2 separate regions of the Homo sapiens genome follow, and region 2 is linked to region 1. The links are chromatin loops, found by intact Hi-C in ENCODE. Cell type or tissue: heart left ventricle. All regions are shown on one strand. Each heading gives the region's core, and the rest is flanking DNA. Links, peaks and the distances in the headings are about the cores only.

The links. Peaks named below come from ENCODE experiments on the same cell type or tissue, not always from the same donor. Only the 100,000 strongest peaks of a DNase experiment are listed, where the experiment ranks them.
Region 2: it touches region 1 in a loop (18-fold over the local background); 4 of 110 quality-filtered maps call a loop at or near these places.

The regions. Positions count from the first base shown.
Region 1 is chr19:7,225,789-7,235,119 of GRCh38, reverse strand. All of the region lies in intron 2 of INSR (insulin receptor), which reads left to right. Among named protein-coding and RNA genes, the nearest start is that of INSR, 64 kb to the left of the region's middle. In heart left ventricle, for the core only: no CTCF peak of the experiment used is centred there; a DNase peak (open chromatin) is centred at 4,139; H3K27ac peaks cover 1,900 bases.
Region 2 is chr19:7,155,937-7,165,267 of GRCh38, reverse strand. INSR (insulin receptor) reads left to right here. Exons shown (of 22, transcript NM_000208.4): 9 at 2,069-2,236. Among named protein-coding and RNA genes, the nearest start is that of ZNF557, 91 kb to the right of the region's middle. In heart left ventricle, for the core only: no CTCF peak of the experiment used is centred there; a DNase peak (open chromatin) is centred at 5,527; H3K27ac peaks cover 4,045 bases.

The sequences.
Region 1 (9,331 bases), core at 770-8,769:
CTGTGAAAAGTCTATTTCCAGAAATTTTTTTTATTTTGTTATTATTATTATTATTATTTTTTGAGACGGAGTCTTTCTCTGTCGCCCAGTCTGGAGTGCAGTGATGCAATTTCAGCTCACTGCAAGCTCCGCCTCCCGGGTTCACGCCATTCTCCTGCCTCAGCCTCCCAAGTAGCTGGGACTACAGGTGCCCTCCACCACACCTGGCTAATTTTTTGTATTTTTCGTAGAGATGGGGTTTCATCATGTTAGTCAGGATGGTGTCGATCTCCTGACCTCGTGTCCACCCGCCTCGGCCTCCCAAAGTGTTGGGATTACAGGCATGAGCCACTGCGCCGGGCCCAGAAATATTTTTAAGAAGAGATTTTTGAAAAACCCTTGTTTTCATGATGGGAGGATATGAAAAGCAGTGTTTTGAAATCTCCTCCTTAGATCCTGATACTCGGAACTGTCGATTCTCCCATTTTCATTTTCTCCTGGATAGATTGTACACTTGTGCCTTGGTATCTTCAATGATTCCAAAACCCCCCTGGGGATCCAGTCCCTGACATAAAATGGCGTAGTGTTTGTACATAACCTACATACATCCTCCTGTATACTTTAAATCATCTTGGTCTGGCAGTGTGGCTCACACTTGTAATCCCAGCACATTGGGAAGCAGAGGTGGGAGGATTACTTGAGCCCAGGACTTCAAGACCAGCCTGGGCAACATGGCGAGACCCCCATCTCTACAAAAAATTTAAAAATTAATTGGGTGTAGTGGCATGTGCCTGTAGTCCCAGCTACTCAGGAGGCTGAGACGGGAAGATTGCTTGAGCCAGGGAGTTCCAGGCTGCAGTGAGTTATGATCGCACCACTACACTCCAGCCTGGGCAACAAAGAAAGACCCCATTTCCATTTAAAATAATAGGGGCCAGATGCAGTGACTGATGCCTGTAATCCCAGCCCTTTGGGAGCCTGAGGTGGGCGGATCATCACTTGAGGTCAGGAGTTTGAGACCAGCCTGCCCAACATAGTGAAACCCCATCTCTACTAAAAATAAAAAAAATTAGCTGGACACCATAGCGCGCCTGTGGTCCCAGCTACTAGGGAGGCTGAGGCAGGAGAATCACTTGAACCTGGGAGGTGGAGGTTGCAGTGAGCCGAGATTGCGCCACTGCACCACTCCAGCCTGTGTGACAGAATGTGACAGAATGCGGGCACATCACGAGATCAGGAGATCGAGACCATCCTGGCGAACATGGTGAAACCCTGTCTCTACTAAAAATACAAAAAAATTAGCCGGGTGTGGTGGCGGGCGCCTGTAGTCCCAGCTGCTCAGGAGGCTGAGGCAGGAGAATGGCGTGAACCCAGGGGGCGGAGCTTGCAGTGAGCGGAGATCGTGCCACTGCACTCCAGCCTGGGCAACACAGCGAGACTGCGTCTCAAAAAAAAAAAAAAAAAAAAAAAAAGACAGAAAAAGAAAAAACAAAAGACGTTTAGCTTTCCTGGGTGACCCAGTGTTGCAGGGATTGGCCATCCTTGGTATAAGGCATAGGATGTGCAGGGTAGCAGGACAGCAGAGTGGGCAGTGTGTGGGGTTTCTTTCATTGATAGGGTGGTTCCCAGCACTCGGGGTCAGGGCTTGCTTGTAGAAGTTTCTGAAAAGTTGCAGTCATGTTTCATTTCTTTCTCCCCCTACCTAGCACATGCCAGGCCACACAGCATAGTACGATGGTTTGGAACCAGGCTTAACCTGTTAGTAGCCGTGGGGCTCTGGGCAAGTCCACTGGAGTTCTCCGGGATCTGTTTCCTCTTTTGTAAAATGGGAACCAAAAGGTATCACAGGCTGGGCATGGTGGCTCACGCCTGTAATCCCAGCACTTTGGGAGGCTGAGGTGGGTGGATCACCTGAGGTCAGGAGTCCAAGACCAGCCTGGCCAACATGGTGAAACCCCGTCTCTATTAAAAATACAAAAATTAGCCAGGTGTGGTGGCTGGTGCCTGTAATCCCAGCTACTCAGGAGGCTGAGGCAGGAGAATCACTTGAACCCAGGAAGCGGAGGTTGCAGTGAGCCGAGATGGCGAGGTGGCGCCACTGCACTTTAGCCTGGGTGACAGAGGGAGACTGTCTCAAAAAATCAACACCAAAACCAAACCCAACATGTATCACAAGCTCGTTGTGAGGATCAGAGAAGAGGATACGGGAATGATAAACATGGTAGTTACATTGTTGCTAGCATTGTAGTTATATTGCAGCTGTACATTGTGACCTATTGTAGCTACTGTTATTTCTTTGATTAAGTTTAGCAACTGAAATTTTTTTTTTTTGAGACGGAGTCTTGCACTGTTGCCCAGGCTGGAGTGCAGTGGCGGGATCTCGGCTCACTGCAAGCTCCGCCTCCCGGGTTCACGCCATTCTCCTGCCTCAGCCTCCCAAGTAGCTGGGACTACAGGCGCCTGCCACCACGCCTGGCTGATTTTTTGTAGTTTAAGTAGAGACAGGGTTTCATCTTGTTAGCCAGGATGGTCTCGATCTCCTGACCTCGTGATCCACCCTCAGCCTCCCAAAGTGCTGAGATTACAGGTGCGAGCCACTGGGCCCGGCCAACAACTGAAATATTTAACATACAATAAAATGCACATGGCCGGGGTGCAGTGGCTCACGCCTGTCATCCCAACACTTTGACAGGCTGAGGCAGGCAGATCACTTGAGGTCGGGAATTTGAAACCAGCCTGGCCAACTACTAAAAATACAAAAATTAGCCAGACGTGATGGTGCGTTCCTGTAATCCCAGCTACTCAGGAGGCTGAGGCAGGAGAATCGCTTAAACCCAGGAGGCGGAGGTTGCAGTGAGCCAAGATCAGGCCATTGTACTCCAGCCGGGGTGACAGAAGGAGACTCTGTCTCAAAATAAATAAAATAAAATAAAATGCACAGATCTGAAGCATTGAGTTCAATGAATTTTGACAAAAAATATATGCACCTGTGTAACCACCACTGAAAACAAAATGGAGGACATTGCCTCATCCCAGCCCTTTCCAGTGAATTCCCAGTACCCCCGGGAATGAGGTGTTACAATGATTACTATCACCATTGTTGATTATTATTGTTTAGTTTGGTTTTATTGAAGAAGCGGGTAGAGAAAGAAATAGTTAGCCTCATGCAAAAAGTAGGGCATATGAGAGCCTGAGATATGGCTTAAGAAGAGTATTGTTTGAGAAGTTTGGCTGAGTGTGGTGGCTTATGCCTGTAATCCCAGCACTTCGGGAGGCTGAGGTGGGAGAATTGCTTGAGCTCAGGAGTTCAAGAATAGCCTGGGCAACATAGTGAGACTCTGTCTCTATAATTAAAAAAAAAAAAAGAGACAGAAAAGTTTAAGGTATGTTGGCAGGTAGTCCTAGATGGGGTTTACTGCCAGGAGCAGTTAGGATTCAAAGAGCAAAAATTTGAGGGTAAAAGGATGTATGGCAGGTTGTTGGTGGTGGATATATAGCCCCAACATCCAGTCACTTTAAACTCTTATCAAGACAACACAGGGCCGGGTGCCGTGGCTCATGTCTGTAATCCCAGCACAATGGGAGGCCAAGGTGGGCAGATAACTGGTGGTCAGCAGTTCGAGACCAGCCTGACCAACATGGTGAAACCCTGTCTCTACTAAAAATACAAAAATTAGCAGGGCGTGGTGTTGGGGACCTGTAATCCCAGCTACTCAGGAGGCTGAGGCAGGACAATCACTTGAACCTGGGAGATGGAGGTTGCAGAGAGCAGAGATCACACCACCGCACTAGAGCCTGGGCGAAAGAGAGAGACTCCATCTCAAAAAAAAAAAAAAAAAAAAAAACAAAAAACACCACCAAAAACAAGACAACACAAAGCGTTTGAACGAAAACAGCATTTGCAGATGCAAATTCAGGATCCGAAATTAATTCTTCCCCCCTCTTTGCTGAGCTGCCAGAATGTTCCAAGGAGATCCCTCCTTTCCAGTTTCCTCCGTGGCGCACAGGCTGTGCCGAGTAAGTGGGCAATTGTGAGTTTCTGGAAATCAGCGAGCTGGTGTGGCTCCTGGCTCCTGGCTCTGGCCAAGGGAGTTGGCTTCCCTGTGTCCATGCCAGGAGGGGAGGCTGGAGGCTTCTAAAGGCCGCAGCTCCGCTGTAGACACGCGCCTCCTTGGCACTGGCTTTGTTGAAATCTGTCCCTAGATAGTCTCTCTTCTGCACAGACCTCTGAGGTTTTTCCATACTGCAAAGGGCCTTGCTGCAGGAGGAACAGTCTGACCTAATCTCTCCTAGAGGAGGCCTTGAGCTAATATTTTTTATTTTTTTTTTATTTTTGAGATGGAGTCTCACTGTCACCCAGGCTGGAGTGCAGTGGTGCAATCTCAGTCCACTGCAATCTCCGCCTCTCGGATTCAAGCGATTCTCCCTGCCTCAGCCTCCCAAGTAGCTGGGATTGCAGATGCCCGCCACCACACCCGGCTAATTTTTGTATTTTTAGTCGAGATGGGGTTTCACCATGTTGGCCAGGCTGGTCTCGAACTCCTGACCTCAGGTGATCCACCTGCCTTGGCCTCCCAAAGTGCTGGGATGACAGGCATGAAGCACCTCACCCAGCCAAGGTAATATTTCTGAAAGGTGGAGTACCATGCTATGAGCTAGACACTTGGTGTGGTTTATCCTGTCATCGCCTCAGTGACCTCACCAGGTGGACACTGTTAGGATTCCTAATTTGCAGAGGGAGAAGTTGAGGCTGACAGAAAGGTCAGCACTGTGCTCAAAGTGATCCAGCTGCTACCAAGATGAACTGCAGGCTTTGCTCTGAGCTCACAGCCTGACCTCAGTCTAGAGCTGGGAATCTTTCTCTCCCTCATTGCTACACCTGATCAATTACTGAGTCCCATCCCTTTAACTGCTTACATGGCCTTCAAATCCATCTTCCCTACCTAAGCTGCCCATTCATTGACCTGTGCCTTCTGTCCATCTGCTGAGAGCCAGGTGCTGTGCGAGCCTCTGAGAATGTGGCCGAGAACAATATGGATAAAAGTTCTGAGCCGGGTACGCTGACTCATGTCTGTAAACCCAGTGTTTTGGGAGGTTGAGGCAGAAGACTTCCTTGAAGCCAGGAGTTTGAGGCCGGCCTGGACAACACAGCAAGACCCCATCTTTACAAAAACAAAAACAAACAAACAAAAAAAAGAAAAAGAAAAATTAGCTGAGCATGGTGGCACTGACTTGTGGTCTCAGCTACTTGGGAGGCTGAGGTGGGAGCATCACTTGACTCCAGGAGTTCGAGGCTGCAGTGAGCCATGACTGTGCCACTGCACTCCAGCCTGGGCAATAGAGCAAGACCCTGTCTCAAAAAAAAAAAAAAAAAAAAAAAGACTGTAAATGTATCCTCCAGAGTAATTCTTCTTTTTCATTTTTCAAAAGCATCCTTGCTTTGTTTATGCTTCCAAAAGTTTAAAAACTGTAGCTAAGTTCCAAGAAAGAAAAAGGGAAGCAAAGGAAAAGGAAAACACAGACCCAGAGGCCCTTTATGGGGTTGATTGTATGTGAAGTCCATAAATTGATGGAGAGAAGGAGCACCTTGGCAGTATTTACTTGTACTCTCCTATGTCATGGATTTCCTCTCCATTTTCCCAAGGGTTCTTTCCTGTTCTTAGAAATGTTTTGTGATTTTGCTTCAGACACAGTTTGTCTACTTCTTGTAAGCATTGTTCTTAGATTGCTGGCTTTATATCTATCACTCCCTTGCTCATCTGCCCATCCATCTATCCATCCATCCATCCATCCATCCATCCATCCATCTATCCATCCATCCATCCATCCATCCATCCATCATCCCTCCATCCACTTGCTCATCTGCCCATCCATCCATCCATCTATCCATTCATCCAGTCCATTCACCACCCACCATCTATTATCCATCCATCCATCCATCCATTCATCCACTCACCCATTCATCCATCATCCATCCACTCACCCATCCATTCATTCAGTCACCCTTCATCCATTCACTCACCCATCCATCCATCCACTCATCCAATCACCCATCCATCCATACATCCACTCATCCATTCATCCATCCATACATCCACTCATCCATTCATCCATCCATCCACCCACCCAGACGTCCATCCATCCATCCATCCATCCATCCTTCTGTCTACTCTGCCAACAATCCACACACCTGTCCCTCCATCCCTTCCAACCACTCACCCAGCAATCTTCTCATCCATCTATCCACCCATGCATACATCCACTTATTCATTCATCCATCCCTCCACCCACCCATTCATCCACCCATCCATGTGTCCATTCATCTCTCCATCTATCCGTGTGTCTATCATCTAATATAAGGGAGATGTTTTGAAGTATTAAAAGTGATTATTTTGTAGCATAGGGGACAGGGATTGTGTTTTCTTTACTTACTGCTACCTTATTAAATGCTTACTAGTTCTAAAAGCCCTGCAATTGATTCCCTTCAATTTTCCAACTCTATAATTGCAGCATCTGCAGATAATGATGACTTCTTGCCTTTTGCCAATAATTAGACCAGTTATTGCTGTTAACCTTGTTATGGCAGGAACTTCCAGAACAGTGTTCAGTGACGCAGCTGAATATGGTCAGCCCAGTCTCATTTCTGATTTGAGTGGAATGCCTCAATTGTTTTACTGCAGAGGATAATTATATAATTGTTAATACTCTTGACCTTCCTGTCTTTAGCCTCACTGAGTAAATGGGGTGTGATCATGAAATCTTGATTGTCTCATAGATGCAAGAGACATAAACGACATTTGTCTGTGTATAATGACAGCAGATTTATTTTGCTAAGCTGTTAAGCTGTTAAAATAAGCCTTTAAGCCCCCGCCTCAATTTTCCAGCAGAGTGGAATGTTATTTTGTTGCTTCTGGCCAAGTGTCGATATTCATTTTAGGGCAGGTCTTCATGGAAAGTCTGCTGGACTATAGGTCTGGATACTTGCCGGACCCTGTGTCATCACTAAAGTTAGGGTGCGTTTCAGAACCACCCTGTACCACAGTGAAGAGGGACAAATGGCCTTAGGGAGCAGGACCCATGGGGGCCCTCTGGGGCTGTTTCTTGTGCCCTGAGAGAGGCCCTAGATTTGGGACAGTCTGATTTACCTCCCCTCCCTTTTTTTTTTCTGGGTGATGCTACCCTGGTTTCTGTGTTGAAATATGACCCTAGTGTGAAGGTCGCGGTCTCAGACCATCTTGTTTCTGGTATGTTAAGAAACAGAAAAACACCTTTTAGGACACAATGTTAACCATTGAGGATACATATCAGTGTTCTGGAAAAACAAAAACAAAAACAAAACAATCTGTACCGCGACTGTGGTTTTCATCAGGGTGGGCTGCCTTTCCGATCCATAACCCTGTGTGGCTTGATGGAGAACATGTTTTGTAACTTGCAAGGGCATCTGCAATAGCCGGGTCCTCTTGGTGAAAGGGGAGGACCCACATTAGGTCTAAGCTGGCTGGAGTCGATGCAAAACTCTCACATGCTTTGGAAAAAGCACGTGATCTTTCGACGAGAATGCAAATGTTGACCGGGTGCAGTGGCTCATGCCTGTATTTGCAGCATTTGGGGAGACTGAGGCAAGCGGATCGCTTGAGTCCAGAAGTTTGAGACCAGCCTGGGCAACTTGGTGAAACCCCATCTCTACAAAAAATACAAAAATTAACCAGGTGTGGTAGTGCATGCCTGTAGTCCCAGCTACTTGAGAGGCTGAGTTGAGAGGATTGCTTGAGCTCAGGAGGTTGAGGCTGCGGTGAGCTGTGATCACGCCACTGCACTCCAGCCTGGGCAACAGAGCCAGACCCTGTCTTTAAAAAAAAAAAAAGAATGCAAATGTTTGCTTGATTATTCAGCTGGTATTTGACACACAGTTCTTTGTTCCAGAGGGACTGTCCAGCAACAAATAGTGAATTCGTTAATTTTTCACACCAAACCTATTGAAAATAACCAGAAAAGGTATATGCTGGAAAACTCAGTGTTCTAGAAACATTCATGTTTGCCATCCCAAGAGCAAAAGTCATGGAATGCCTGATGCTTAGTGTTAAGAGGAAGGAATTCCACACAGCCTGTGGCTAGCTTTTCTTATTTCATTGGTGTCCAAGACAAGATTTGAACTGTTTACTAAAGGAAATTAGCATCATAAGTCTCCTCTGGCATATATTTCCAGCATCCAAGTGGAGCTGCTGAGATCTTGCTCAAGAGTAGCAAAATTGGCAGGAGGAGGAGGGCATTAGTTTTTACATCAGCTTAAAGAATTTTTTTTATCAGCCATTTTTGCAATTTGGAAACCTGTTTGGAGTAGGGGTATATGGAGATGAAATTGGGCTGTTTCTAGGATTCACCTCCTCCTTCAGGCATTTTTTTTTTTTTTTTGGAAACAGGGTCTGGCTCTGTTGCCCAGGCTGGTGTGCAGTGGCGTGATCATGGCTTACTGTAGCCTTGACCTCTTGGGCTCAAGCAATCCTCCCACTTCAGCTTCCCGAGTAGCTGGGACCACAGGTGTACACCATCGCACCTGGCTAATTTTTATATATTTTTTGTAGAGATGGGGTCTCACTATGTTGCCAGGGATGGTCTTGACCTCTCAGGCTCAAGCAACTCTCCTGCCTCGGCCTCCCAAATTGCTGGGATTACAGGCAGGAGCCACTGCAGTTGGTACTTAGAGTTGTTTTTTTTTTTTTTTTTTTTCCCTTGAGACGGAGTCTCACTCTGTTGCCAGGCTGGAGTGCAGTGGTGCGATCTTGGCTCACTGCAACCTCCACCTCCTAGGTTCAAACCATTCTCCTGCCTCAGCCTCCTGAGTAGCTGGGACTACAGGCACACGCCACCATGCCCAGCTAATTTTTTTTTGTATTTTTAGTAGAGATGTGGTTTCACCATGTTGGCCAGGATGGTCTCGATCTCTTGACCTCGTGATCCTCCCACCTCGGCCTCCCAAAGTGCTGGGATTACAGGCGTGAGGCACCACACTAGGCCGATCCTCAGACATTTTTAATTTTCCTTTTTTAGTGTTACAGCCAGCCATTTGAAAAATGAGACTTCCCCCTAACCTTGTGTCAAACTCAGAGACGTTGTCATCTTGGCTTTGATGTGGTGGAGGAGAGGGGCTTCTCATTCCGGGACGGGGTTTCTCCACCTGGGGCCTGCGGATACTGGGGCTGGATTGTTCTCTGGGGTGGGGCCGTCCTGGGCACTGAGGGTGCTAGCAGCATCCCTGGCTTCCACCCATTCCATGCCTGGAGCGCCGCCCCCGAGGCATGGCAAACACAAATGTCTCCAGACACTGCCAGGTGTCTCCTGGTGGGCAGAATCG
Region 2 (9,331 bases), core at 696-8,695, 70 kb after region 1:
CCAGGCTGGAGTGCAGTGGCGCCATCTGGACTCACTGCAACCTCCACCTCCCAGGTTCAAGTGATTCTCCTGCCTCAGCCTCCCAAGTTGCTGGGATTACAGCACACTTGGCTAATTTTTGTTTTGTTTTGTTTTGTTTTTTGAGACAGAGTCTCACTCTGTCACTGAGGCTGGAGTGCAGTGGTGTGATCTCAGCTCACTGTAACCTCCCCGTCCCAGTTCAAGTGATTCTCCTGCCTCAGTCTCCCAAGTAGCTGCAACTACAGGCGTGCCACCACGCCCAGCTAATTTTTGTATTTTTAGTAGAGATGGGATTTCACCATGTTGGCCAGGATGGTCTCAATCTCTTGACCTGCAATCTGCCCACCTTGGCCTCCCAAAGTGCTGGGATTACAGGCATAAGCCACCATGCCAGCCTTTTTTTTTTTTTTTTTTTTTTTTGAGATGGAGTTTCGCTCTTGTTGCCTAGGCTGGAGTGCAATGGCCCTATCTCAGCTCACTGCAACCTCTGCCTCCCGGGTTCAAGCGATTCTCCTGCCTCAGCCTCCCGAGTAACTGGGATTACATGCATGCACCACCACGATTGGCGAATTTTTTTTTTTTTTTTTTTTTTGTAGAGACAAGGTTTCTCCATGTTGGTCAGGCTGGTCTCGAACTCCGAGCCTCAGGTGATCCGCCTGCCTCGGCTTCCCAAAGTGCTGGGATTACAGGCATGAGCCACCGCGCCCAGCCATTTTTGTATTTTTAATAGAGATGGGGCTTCACCATGTTGGCCAGGCTGCTCTGGAACTCCTGACCTCAAATGATCCGCCCACCTTGGCCTCCCAAAGTGCTGGGATTACAGGCATGAGCCACTGGGCCCGGCCTAATTATATTTTTGTAAAACCTAAGTGCTTCTCTTATAGCAGTAGTTCCCAAAGGAGGTTAACTGCTCTGCCAGGGAACAGCTGCCAATCAATGTCTGGAGACATTTTTGGTTGTTACAGCTGTGGAGATGAAACCACTGGCATTTCGTGGGCGGAAGCCAGAGAGGCTGTTCCATGTCCTGCAACACACAGGATGCACCCTCCTTCATGACAAAGAATTATCCAGTCCTAAAAGCCAATAGTACTAAGGGTGAGAAACCCCGTCCTGTAGGCTCAAATTCAAGCTTTTTTTTTTTTTTTTTTTTTTTTAACGGAGTTTCACTCTTGTCTCTCAGGCTGGAGTTCAATGGCGCATTCTCAGCTCACTGCAACCTCTGCCCAGGTTCAAGATTCTCCTGCCTCAGCCTCCCAGGAAGCTGAGATTACAGGCGCCCACCACCATGTCCAGCTAATTTTTTTTTTTTTTTTTTTTTTTTAGTAGAGATAGGGTTTCACCATGTTGGCCAGGTGTAGTCTCGAACTCCTGATCTCAGGTGATTCAGATGATTCGCCCACCTCGGCCTTCTAAAGTGCTGGGATTACAGGCATGAGCCACTGTGCCTGGCCTCGAATTCAAACTTTATAAATCAACCCTATCTTCTTCAGTTAATCCCCGCTCATTCATCCTGTATCTTTTAGTGACACCAAAAGACTTACAGTTTTCAGAAACTTCTAGCTCCCAGGTGTTTGGACTCCCTCCCCATCCCCAGCTCCCTCGGCCACCTCCGTTACTTTGGGTTTTTTGGGTTTTGTTTGGTTGGTTGGTGGTGGTTTTTTTTTTCTTTTTTGTTTTGTTTTGTTTTGAGACGGACTCTTGCTCTGTCACCCAGGCTGGAGTGCAGTGGCGCAATCTCGGCTCACTGCAAGCTCCGCCTCCCAGGTTCACGCCATTCTCCTGCCTCAGCCTCCCAAGTAGCTGGGACTACAGGCGCCCACCACCACACCTGGCTAATTTTTTGTATTTTTAGTAGAGACGGGGTTTCACTGTGTTAACCAGGATGGTCTCGATCTCCTGACCTCGTGATCCGCCTGCCTTGGCCGCCCAAAATGCTGGGATGGGTGCCCTCATGATGTCTTTAACTTGTGTGTCCCCCGCCATCCTCCCACCAGCTTTCTTTGCACACTGTTTCTCATGATGGACCCATTTCCTTTCTCCCTGACAGACCCCTCTGTGCCCCTGGATCCAATCTCAGTGTCTAACTCATCATCCCAGATTATTCTGAAGTGGAAACCACCCTCCGACCCCAATGGCAACATCACCCACTACCTGGTTTTCTGGGAGAGGCAGGCGGAAGACAGTGAGCTGTTCGAGCTGGATTATTGCCTCAAAGGTGAGTGCAGGCAGCTGTGCTAGGATCGGTGGGGTTTGCACACGTGTGTCTGATGCACTTTGCTTCACCTCTAGGGAAGCAGCTATCTCTTCCTGTGTCTCAGTGTCGGAAGGCACACACACACACACTCCATTCTATCTCATATGAAAACACACATACATGTTTTTATCTATTTATTTATTTATTTTATTTTTTATTTATTTACTTTTTTGAGATGGAGTTTCACTCTTGTTGCCCAGGCTGGAGTGCAATGACGCGACCTTGGCTCATCGCAACCTCCACCTCTCGGGTTCAAGTGATTCTCCTGCATCAGCCTCCCGAGTAGCTGGGATTACAGGCACGCGCCACCACGCCCGGCTAATTTGGTATTTTTAGTAGGGACGGGGTTTCTCCATGTTGGTCAGCCTGGTCTCAAACTCCCGACCTCAGGTGACCTCAGGTGATCCACCCACCTTGGCCTCCCAAAGTGCTGGGATTACAGGCATGAGCCACCACACCCGGCCTATTTTTTTTTTTTTTTTGAGACAGGGTCTTACTCTGTTGCCCAGGCTGGAGTGCAGTGGCATGATCTCTGCTCACTGCAACCTCCACCTCCCAGGCTCAAGCAATCCTCTTGCCTCAGCCTCATGAGTTGCTGGAACACCACAATTGTCTGCAGGTGTGCACCAGCATGCCCAGGTAATTTTTTTTTTTTTTTTTTTTTTTGAGACAGGGTCTCACTCTGTCACCCAGGCTGGAGTGCAGTGGCATGATCTCGGCTCATTGCAACTTCTGCCTCCCAGGCGCAAGCGATTCTCCTGCCTCAGGCTCCTGAGTAGCTGGGACTACAGGCGCCTGCCACCACACCCGGCTAATTTTTGTATTTTTAGTAGAGATGGGGTTTCACCATGTTGGCCAGGCTGGTCTTGAACTCCTGACCTCAAATGATCCACCCGCCTCGGCCTCCCAAAGTGCTGTGATTACAGGCATGAGCCACCACGCCTGGCCCTGGCTAATTTTTAAACTTCTTTTTGTAGAGATGGAGTCTCCTTATATTGCCCAGGCTGGTCTCAAACTCCTGGCTTCAAGCAATTCACCCCCCTCAGCCTCCCAAAGCGCTGGGATTACAGGCGTGAGCCACTATGACCGGCTCATACATACACATTTTTAAACATCGTAACACAAGCACGCACTGAAGACTTGTGTCAAAACCAGATTTTTCCCATGTCTTGGCACCATTTCCCTCTGGGATTTTCTCCTCTTGTCTCTCCTTCTTTCTCCCTCCCTGCCTTCCTTGTTCTCTTCATCCCTCCTCACACTGATGGGGATGCAGCTGTGTTAACCCACGCAAGACTTCTGTGCAAAGCTAGAAACACAACTAATGGTTATTGACAAAGTCAGGGAAGGATTTTGGCCCCACTGAGATCCTTTAGTTGTAAGGATCGAAGGCAGCAAGAATTGGTTATCTCATATCCCCCACCCCATACTTTCAATTAAAAATGTCTGCCAGGCTTGGCGCTCATGCCTGTAATCCCAGCACATTGGGAGGCCAAGGTGGGAGGATCACTGGAGGCCGGGAGTTTGAGACCAGCCTGGGCAACATAGCAAGATCCCATCTCTAAAAAAATTTAAAAAAATGGTGGTGTACACCTGTAGTCCCAGTTACTTGGGAGGCCCAGGCGGGAGGATCTCTTGAGCCCAGGAGTTCAAGTCTGCAGTGAGCTATGATTATTCCAGTGCACTCCAGCCTGGGTGACAGAGCGAGACCCTGTCTCTATATATATAAAAAAAATTATACAAAATTAAAAAAAAAAGGCATTAAGTGCATTCACAATGTTGTGCAATCATTTTATTGTATAAAAATTATAAATAAAATTTATAAATAATTATATAAATAATTTTATTATAAAACTTAATGACAAATTTTTCTTAATCTTGTTTACTTAATAGACCTCCATCCATCTGAAGGAAAATGGAATAATATTTAAAGTCTCAAACTAGTGTGTATACATTAGTTTAAAATTATTATTATTATTATTTTCTTTTTTTTTTTTTTTGACACGGAGTCTCACTCCGTCACCCAGGCTGGAGTGCAGTGGCTTGATCTTGGCTCACTGCAACCTCCGCCTGCTGGGTTCAAGCGATTCTTGTGCCTTAGCCTCCTGAATAGCTGGGATTACAGGTGCTGCCACTACACCGGCTAATTTTTGTATTTTTAGTAGAGACGGGGTTTCACCATGTTGGCCAGGGTGGTCTTGAATTCCTGACCTCAAATGATCCACCCGTCTCAGCCTCCCAAAGTGCTGGGATTACAGGCGTGAGCCACCGCGCCCAGCCTAAAATTATTTTAACATTGGGTTTTTTTAGAACCCACCAAACTGGAGAAGCATCTGTCACTTTTTTCTTTTTCTTTTTCTTCTTCTTTTTTAAGATGGGGTCTCACTCTGTTGTCCAGGCTGGAGTGCAGTGGCACAATCATAGCTCACTGCAGGCTTGAACTCCTGGGCTCAAACGATCTTCCCGCCTCAGCCTCCTGAGTAGCTGGACTACACAGGACTACAGGCCTGAGACACTATACCTGGCTAATTATTTAAAATAATTTTTTAGGCCGGGCACAGTGGCTCATGCCTGTAATCCCAGCACTTTGGGAGGCCGAGGCGGGTGGATCACCAGGGGTCAGGAGTTTGAGACCACCCTGGCCAATATGGCAAAACCCCGTCTCTACTCAAAATACAAAAATTAGCCAGGCGTGGGCCTGTAATCCCAGCTACTCAGGAGGCTGAGGCAGAAGAATCGCTTGAACCCGGGAGGTGGAGGTTGCAATGAGCCGAGCTTGCACCATTGCACTCCAGCCTGGGTAACAAAAGCAAAACTCCATCTAAGAAAAATAATAATAATAAAAATAATAATAATTTTTTAGAGGTGGGGATCTTGATATGTTGCCCAGGGTGGTCTCGAACTCCTGACCACAAGCGATCCTCCTGCCTCAGCCTCCCAAAGTGCTGGTATTACAGACCTGAGCCACTGCGCTGGGCCCATTTCCTTCTTTAGTTTTGGTTTCCTTGTGCATCTTGATGTATTTTTCTTGAGATATTTTCTGTTAGTGATATCCTCGGTCCATGACCCTGGAGGAGAAGGCCAGGGGGCCACTGGCGAGGTGTGGCTGAGGCCAGGAGCTCAACATTTGCTCTTGGCTCTGGCCCTGACCTGCTGAAGGGCTTTGGCTAAGTTCCCAAGCAAGTCACCGTCTGCCTCCTTTTTGGGAGAAGGGGCGGGAGGACAGATGATCTCTGGGAGCTGTCCCAGCTCTAAGCTCATATGCTATATGTATGTGTGTGACATCATCCCCGCCTGAGCCGAGGGTTGCAAACGTGATTTATCTGCTCTGATGCTTTATATAACTCCAGGGCGAGTCCAGTCATCAGCTCCGCTGTAAGCTGTTGGCCCTGCATTCAAGTAACCAGAACCACCCGTGAGAGCTGCCACCAGTAATGTCACTCGAAGCTTCCTTTTTTTTTTTTTTAATTCCGAAAGTCTAAATCTGTAATTACCAAGGGACCATTTAAACATGGTTTTATTTGTAATTGTCACAAAGTTAATATCATTAAAAGGAAACTCACTAAGGACAAATTCTGTGTGATTTCACTCCTAGGAGGTCCCTAGAGTCCTCAGATTCATAGAGACAGAAAGTAGAATGGGGAGTGCCAGGGACTGCGGAGGGGACGGGTTGAGGACAGAGTTTCAGTTTGGGAAGATGAGAAAGTTCCGGAGATGATGGTGGTGATGATTGCACAACATTGTGAATGCACTTAATACCACAGAACTGCACACTTAAAATGGTTGAGATTTACCGGGCACAGTGGCTCACGCCTGTAATCCCAGCACACTGGGAGGCCGAGGTGGGGTGGATCACTTTGAGGCCAGGAGTTCGAGACCAGCCTGGGCAACATGGTGAAACCCCGTCTCTACTAAAAATACAAAAATTAGTTGGGTGTGGTGGTGGGTGCCTGTAATCCCAGCTACTCAGGAGGCTGAGGCAGGAGAATCGCTTGAATCTGGGAGGCAGAGGTTGCAGTGAGCCGAGATCACGCCATTGCACTCCAGCCTGGCAACAGAGCAAGACTCCACCAAAAACAAAACAAAACAAAAATTGAGATGGTAAATTGGTATATTTTATGTGATGCTTATTTTTCCACAATTTCAAACACACACACACACAAATAAATAAGCTTACAAACCCTTCCTGTTAATATCACTAGTGTATATGTTGTTACCACGGTAAAATATACATCACATACAATTTATTATTATAACCATGTTTAAGAGCACAGTTGAGCTGCATTAAGTGCATTGCCGTGGTTGTGCGGCCATTACCACCATCATCTCCAGAACTTTCTCATCTTCTCAAACTGAAACTCTGTCCCCATGAAACACTCACTCCCCTTCTCCTTCCCCCAGCCCCAGCACCCACCATCCTCCTTTCTGTCTCTGTGAATCTGATTCTAGAGACTTCATTATGCTCATTTTTCTTTTCTTTTCTTTTTATTTTTTTGAGACGGAGTCTCGCTCTGTCACCCAGGCTGGAGTTCAGTGGCGTGATCTCGGCTCACTGCAAGCTCCGCCTCCCGGGTTCACGCCATTCTCCTGCGTCAGCCTCCCGAGTAGCTGGGACTACAGGCGCCCGCCACCACGCCCGGCTAATTTTTTGTATTTTTTAGTAGAGACGGGGTTTCACCATGTTAGCCAGGATGGTCTCGATCTCCTGACCTCGTGATCTGCCCACCTTGGCCTCCCAACGTGCTGGGATTACAGGCGTGAGTCACCGCGCCTGGCCCATTATGCTTCATTTTTCTAATCTCAGGAAAACCACAGTGTACCATGTTTCATGCAGTGGATTCTAGGAAGAGGTAGCAGGTATCAGGAATGATACCTGTGCCTGAACAAATATCCCTTCCTCTCCAAATAATAATAATAATAATAATAATAATAATAATAATAATAATAATACCAGGAGCTTCCCTTATTCAGGCAGTTCTACATTTTTTTTTCCATCTGTAATGCTGTAACTAGCTCCCATCAGAGTTAACCCAGGCAGGGTATTCTATGTCTATTTATAAACTTAAGAAGTATTTTCCAGTCTCTCATAGGCTTTTAAAGCTGTGTAAATACTTGGGTTTCCGAGTGGATACTCACCATTCACAGGAAGGTACTTGATACACGATTTAGAGCTTATTGTCTATCCTCGAGGCATTAAGGGGAGGAGAGAAAATGGAATTTCCTTTGCTCAGCAGTCACCAGGCACCAAGCAGAGTGGCAGCAGGGGAGGTGGCTCTCCAGGGACTGTTGCAGATTTTGCTTGTAAAGAGCTGTGTCCGTCCATCTCAGTGGCTGTACCAGAGGCATAACTGTGCTTGCACCGTGGGTCACAAGAACCCTGGGATTTGACTTCGGGGCTTAAGACATGACCAGCTGCGGTACTTAAGTATTGTAGGCTGGGTGCGATGGCTCATGCCTGTAATCCCAGCACTTTGGGAGGCCAAGGCGGGCAGATCGTTCGAGCTCAGGAGTTTGAGATCAGCCTGGCCAACACAGCAAAACTCTGTCTCTACCAAAAAAAAAAAAAAAAAATACAAAAATCGGCTGGGCGCAGTGGCTCACGCCTGTAATCCCAGCACTTTGGGAGGCCAAGGCGGGTGGATCACCTGAGGTCGGGAGATCAAGACCAGCCTGGCCAACATGGCAAAACCCCGTCTCTAATAAAAATACAAAAAAAATGCCAGGCGCAGTGGCTCAAGCCTATAATCCCAGCACTTTGGGAGGCTGAGGCGGGTGGACCACCTGAGGTCAGGAGTTCAGACCAGCCTGGCCAACATGGCCAAACCCCGTCTCTACTAAAAATACAAAATTAGCCGGGCATGGTGGTGCACGCCTGTAGTCCCAGCTACTTGGGAGGCTGAGGCAGGAGAATGGCGTGAACCCGGGAGGCAGAGCTTGCAGTGAGCCGAGATAGCGCCACTGCAGTCCGGCCTGGGCAACAAGAGCGAGACTCCATCCCAAAAAAACAAAAACAAAAAACAAACAAACAAACAAAAAATTAGCCAGGTGTGATGGTGCATGCCTGTAATCCCAGTTACGGGGAGTGGAGCTGAGACAGGAGAATCGCTTGAACCCAGGAGGCAGAGGTTGCAGTGAGCCAAGATTGCGCCACTGCACTGCAGCCTGGGCGACAGAGCAAGACCCCATCTCAAAAAAAAAAAAAAAAAAAAAAAAGAGAGAAATAGTATTGTATTTTGTATTTTTAGGACTGCTACCTTTATAAGCTACTGGTGTTCTTCTTCATTTATTAATTTTTAAATTCCCTTTTCTATGCATGTTTGAAAAGTTCCTTCCTCTATCTCCTCTCATGCCTTTAGGTCAGGGTTTCTCTGTCTTGGTGTTTTTTCTGTCTGGCGTTGGATCATTCTCTGGGGTGGGACTGTCCCGAGCACTTCAGGGTGCTCAGCAGCATCTCTGGTCTTCACCCATTCCATGCTCCAGGAGGACGCCCCAGCCAGGTCCTGACACCTAAAAATATCTCCAGATGTTGCCCAATGTCCCTAGTAGGAGACAAAATCACCCCCTGGGTGAGAACCATTCACTGATCAAGTCTGATTTCTGGACTCATGAATGGACCCCTTAGAATTCCATGTGGAGGCCCAGTGTGGTGACCCAGGCCTGTAATTCCAGCACTTTGGGAGGCCGAGGTGGGCAGATCACATGAGGTCAGGAGTTCCAGACCAGCCTGGCCAACATGATGAAACTCTGTCTCTGCTAAAAATACAAAACATTAGCCAGGGTGGTGGCAGGCGCCTGTAATCCCAGCTACTTGAGAGGCTGAGGCAGGAGACTCACTTGAATCCAGGAGGCGGAGGCTGCAGTGAGCCAAGATCACGCCACTGCACTCCAGCCTGGGCGACAGAGCAAGACTGTCTCAAAAAAAAAAAAAAAAAAAAAAAAAAAAGAATTCCATATGGCATTCTACTCTGCCCTCCCATCTTATTTGTGTGGTTGATTAATTGATTGATTGATATTTTCATGCAGCTGTGACCTGGCTCCTTCTCCTCCTCCTTCTTCTCC